Linked DNA regions of Homo sapiens: region 2 is linked to region 1. Evidence: chromatin contacts called from ENCODE Hi-C or POLR2A ChIA-PET data. All regions are on one chromosome and are shown on one strand. The core of a region is the stretch at or near the end of the contact, and the rest is flanking DNA. Distances in the headings are between cores, read along the strand shown.

Region 1 (2,573 bases), core at 30-2,529:
CCTGGCACACCATCATGCTTCCCTTTTGTTTTGTCAGTTTGTTTGTTTTAAATAAGGAGTTTCTCTCTGTCATCCATGCTATAGTGTAGTGGCATGATCCTAGCTCACTGTGGCCTCCAACTCCTGGACTCAAGTGATCATCTTTCCTCAGCCTCCCAAATAGCTGGGACTGCAGGCTTGTGCCACCACACCCAGCTGATTTAAAAAAAAATTTGTAGAGATGGGGTCTTCTTCTGTTGCCTGGGCTTGACTGGATCGCCTGGCCTCAAGTGATCCTCCCACCTCAGCCTCCCAAAGCACTCCCAGCACCACGCCTGGTCCATAATGCATCTTAAAAATGCAGATGACATGTTATAATTTTGCAGATATTGTTGTGAAATGTCTTGAGTGCCCAGAACAGGGCGAGCCACACAAAAGATGCAGAAGTCGAACAATGCTGGTGGTGGGGCTACATGCAACCTGGGAGCTGCTGTTGAACTAAGTGCCCAGCAGGAGCTTGTCTTCTTATTATTTACTGATCATAAAATTGAGTACAGACTGCTCTCATCCTCCTTCTGTGGGGTTCCTTGATTCTCTTGGTTGTTTAGACTGTGGATAAAAGGGCTTTTGGTAGTTGCTGGGGAGAAAGGTCAGCAGCAGCAGTGATGAGAAAGCAGCATGCCCACAGGTGGAAGCCTCGGAAGGGGTTCCTGAGAGGCTGCTCCGCCTGTGAGGTGCGGGAAGCACAGGGTCCTCCAGCTCAGTTAACCATGCATAGTGGCAGGCACTGCTCCTAAAACACAGAGTAGTCAATCTTCCTAGAAAATGCAAAATGCTCTTCTGACTCCACTTTTTTTTTTTAAGTATTCAAAACATCCTTTTCAAGCCCTGTTTAGCTCTTTTTATAGCTGTGTTTGGACAGACTGAACAGATGAAATTTACTTAACACTTCCAGTGTGGGTCTTTGGTTGATCACTACAGAGCCTATGTTTTGAATAAAATTTTGAATTTGCACATCAGCAAGAATTCTGCCATGAGAATTTATTTTAACATAAAAGCCAAGACTGTTCTCCTTGCCTCCATCCCTCGGCTTTTCCTCCCCTCCTCCCTCTTTCCCTTGCTCCATCCACAATGGAATTCTCACCATTTTCCCAGAACACCATGCCCTTTTTTGTCTGTGTCTTTGCACGCTCTTCCCATTGCCTGGAGTGCCCTCTAGGTCCATCTAGTGACCCAAATAAGACTTTAAGCCTAAACACAAATGTCCCCTCTTTTCTGACGTCCTCATGGACACACCCCTGGTATAAAATCACTTCCTCCTCTGTGCACCGAATGGTGTCTCACCCATCCGTGACAGCACTTACCACACCGTGCATCTGCTCACCTGCTCACCATCTGTCTCCCCAGAAAGACTGCCAGCTCCTCAAGGGCAGGGACCATGTCTCCTTCACTCAGCACCTTTGGCTCAAGAACACTAAGATATTTGGACCCTTGAAGTCTCAGTTTCCTCATCTGTAAATTAGGAAAAACACAACATCACTGAAGGAGATAGGGGAGGACTAAAGGAGCTGTGCTGTGCTTGGTACACAGGAAATATTCAGTAAAAATTCACCATTTTCAGGGATTCGTTATTTTAGAAGTTTACCAAAATGCTCCCTCTCCTCTCCCCCTGCTTCCTCTCCCCTCCCCTCCCTCTCCTCTCCCCTCTCCTCCCCTCCCCTCCCTCTCCCCTCCCCTCCCTCTCCTCTCCTCCCCTCCCTCTCCTCCTCTCCCCTCCCTCTCCTCCTCTCCCCTCCCTCTCCTCCTCTCCCCTCCCTCTCCTCCTCTCCCCTCCCTCTCCTCTCCTCCTGCTTCCTCTCCCCTCCCCTCCCTGTCCTCTCCCCTCTCCTCCCCTCCCCTCCCTTCCCCTCTCCTCTCCTCTCCTCCTCTCTCATATACACACACTCACACACACTATCACTCACACACACTCACACACACTCTAACACACACTCACCTACAAGCACGCACGCACGCGCACGCGCGCGCGCGCACACACACACACACACACACACACACTTGAGATGGCTGACCTGGAGGCCACCGTTTGCCCCAGGGGTAGATGCCAGAAATGGGCCAGCTTGAAACAGATGGCAAATACTCAGCTCTGAAGGACAAGCTGCCTGGTCTAGGCCTACAGGTATAAGAAAGAAGATATTTCAAGGAGGAAATGAAAAGGCAGAACAAGTTCCCCGTCCCCTGTCATCATGCTCGGCTCTGAGCTGGAGACAGGTGGGAGGTTTTGGAGAAGGAGTAAGAGCTCCAGATGTGAGTGTGAAGGGACCTCTACCCTGCCTGGCTAGATAGCTTCAGGATCGCCTTCCACATTCCCTCTTCACCCTCTCCACTCGGCTCTCTGCCCCGGGAAGTTGAGCTATAAACACATCAATGGGCCTCTCTGACCAGTGCCTCTGGTTGGATTCAGATCATGGGGAACAGTAACAGGACAAAGAAGGCAGGAGGAAAGTGAGGGTGGGTATTTATTCCGGGGCTTCCTTCTGCCAAGGTCCTATGGCTCTGGTCATGGCGGCTGCGGGTGGTAACAGCACCTACGT
Region 2 (2,573 bases), core at 36-2,535, 66 kb after region 1:
GCCACCGCGCCCGGCCCCCAACATCTTTCGTGTCTTGACAACTGCAACAGTCTCCTAATCAATAGCCCTGTTTCCACTCTTGCCCATTCCGCACCCAATAACCAGAATGCTTTTTCAAGAAGAGATCACATTTCTTCTCTGCTTAAAACCTTCCAAGCCCGGCCGGGCGCGGTGGCTCACACCTGTAATCCCAGCACTTTGGGACGCCGAGGCGGGCGTATCACCTGAGGTCAGGAGTTCGAGACCAGCCTGGCCAACATGGTGAAACTCCGTCTCTACTAAAAATACAAAATTAGCCGGGCGTGGTGGTGGGCGCCTATAATTCCAGCTACTCGGGAGGCTGAGGCAGGAGAATCACTTGAACCCGGGAGGCGGAGGTTGCAATAAGCCGAGATCGCGCCATTGCACTCCAGCCTGGGCAAAAAGAGCGAAAGCCGTCTCAAAAAAAAAAAAAAAAAAAAGGCCTTCCAAGTCCAAACTTTTTACCGTGGTCTATAAAGACCTAAGAGGTGCCGCTCCTACCTACCTATCCGACATCATCTCCTGCTATCTCCCAGCTCACCACTCTTCAACCACACTGACCACCTGAGACACGCCTAGCTCATTCCCGCCCTGCAGCCTTGACATCTGGTATTCCCTTTGTGTAGAATGGTCTTCCTTATGAGCTTCACAAGGCTGAGCCCTTCTTGTTAATTAGGACTCGGCTGCAATATACCCTTTACAGAGAGCTCTCTAATGGCCAACCTATCTAAAAGCAGCCCATCCAGCAATTATTCTACCATGTTATTTTTTGACCACTCACTGCTATCTGGAATCATCTTTTTGTTTATGATCTCTCTCCCGGCAGTAAAACACAAGTTCCACGAGAGGGGAAGTTTGTCTACCTTCGCTGCCGTATTCCCAAAGAGTGGAACAGAGCCTGGCACACAGTGGGCGTTCAGTCAACGTTTGCTGAATGGATAGAAAGACCCCGTGGAGCAGACACAGTGGCGTTCCTTTAAGATCTGCACTGCACAGGTCTCAGTCCCTCCCTCCTCTAGTTCCCCACAGATTTCCGACCCTCGGCCTCCCCACTCGCCGGCCCCCAGGCCTGGTCCCCGCTCCCGGCGGGCGGCAGGCTGCTTTTACCGTCCGGTCGAAACTCAAACTCCAGGAACTCGTGGCCGAACTTGCCCTTGTGCCCCACGTAGTAACGCAGATAAAAGTCACTCTCCATGGCTCCCAAAAGACAACCGAGCCTGAACTTCCAAGAGCAAGCCGCACTGCCGCCGTCTGCGCCCGACACTGACGTTTGCGGCGGCGCGCGGAAGTGACGTCAGGTCCCGTCGTCGCTGCGTGGAGGGGTTCCTTCTCGCTAACCTCTTCGCCCGGAAGTGGCAACAAGACTGCAACATCCCCTCACGCCTAGTCTGTAAAGAACTTTGTTTAACCCGGAGGCGGGGCCAGCCAGCTCCGCCCCTCCAGCTGGACGCGGGAGCGAGGTTGAGGTTCATACCCCTGGGTTCTCTCCAGGCCTGAGGCGGAGAGCCAGCCGCCTGCCTACCTCTGGGCTTTGAACCCCGGGTCTGGTGACTTCGCTTAAAGACCTCGGGCCGAAGGCCCGCCAGGCTCAACCTCGGTTCACAGGACCCCCGACTTGTGTGAGTCGTACACCGCTCTTTACCGTCTCTGGACCTAGGTCATCTCGGCAGTAAAATGGGGTGAAATGACCCGACCTCCCCGGAGGATGCCGCGCACGATGTGTGCCTCAAGTTGGCTTCCACTGACCTGAACTGTTAAGAAAGCCCTCCTCAGTGACGCCTTCCCTGAATCCACAGTGGAGATTGCCGTTTTCCTGGAACTAATTCACCCACACTTACCCATTTCATCCCTTTCCACCTTTTATTTCTACCTTTCTGCCCCACTGATCTCTAGAATAGGTGCTGGGAGACGTTAGAGTATTTGATCTCCCACTCCCCAGTCATCCCACTTACCGAGCAGTAATTCTCTGCCTGGCTGCACATTGCAATCACTTGGGAAGCCTCTAAAAATACTGATGCCAGGGCTCTACCCCAAGCCAGTTAAAATCTCCAGCGCTGGACCTGGGCATTGGTACTTTTTGTAAAGCTTTCAGGTGAGTCAGAGTTGAGGACCACTGACCAAAGAGGTCCTTTCTTTTCAGGGTAAAGTTGTCCTCTGTGAAGCCTTTCTGGCTCTGGAAAAAATTTACAGTTGAGTAGGCCCAGGGCAATCAAGATCATAATTATGTAATAGGAACCTGCTTTCACTCATCTAAGTTCCAGGCTTAGAAAGAATGAATGGTTCTAGAGACAGTGCCGAGATGACATCATTCTTGGGTCCTGGCGGCTAGAACTGTATACGATTCTGTAAGTTGGGACAGCAGTCTCTGATTCCTATTCCCAGTCTTTTCTTTTTGAGACGGAGTTTCGCTCTTGTTGCCCAGGCTGGAGTGCAATGGAGTGATCTCAGTTCACCGCAACCTCGCCTACCTAATTTTTAAACTTTTTGTAGAGGCAAAGTCTCCCTATGTTGCCCACGCTGGTCTCAAACTCCTGGGTTCAAGTGATTCTCCT

What was found. Hi-C counts contacts between places; a loop is a spot of excess contacts on that map. ChIA-PET counts read pairs that join two places held with the same protein, here RNA polymerase II (POLR2A). Pooled maps may share reads with other maps.
Region 2: a pooled map shows a loop between it and region 1 (2.3-fold over the local background). The contact joins the promoter of MAGOH here to the enhancer-like site in region 1. A Hi-C loop is called at or near these places in 2 of 168 maps with a recorded cell type or tissue (Calu3 and heart left ventricle) and 9 of 50 pooled maps. POLR2A ChIA-PET finds 5 or more read pairs at or near these places in 2 of 52 experiments (MCF 10A and activated CD8-positive, alpha-beta memory T cell).

Annotation. Positions count from the first base shown.
Region 1 is chr1:53,171,708-53,174,280 of GRCh38, forward strand. No RefSeq gene overlaps it. Among named protein-coding and RNA genes, the nearest start is that of CPT2, 24 kb to the right of the region's middle. Within about 2 kb of position 1,280, at least 3 of the 41 ENCODE cell types and tissues checked have a DNase peak (open chromatin) inside an H3K27ac peak, as active enhancers do.
Region 2 is chr1:53,237,233-53,239,805 of GRCh38, forward strand. It overlaps MAGOH (mago homolog, exon junction complex subunit), which reads right to left and starts at 1,286. Exons shown (of 5, transcript NM_002370.4): 1 at 1,129-1,286. The coding sequence starts at 1,216. It overlaps MAGOH-DT (MAGOH divergent transcript), which reads left to right and starts at 1,378. Exons shown (of 3, transcript NR_038953.1): 1 at 1,378-2,113. RefSeq lists enhancers at 939-1,580, 1,068-1,127, 1,168-1,297.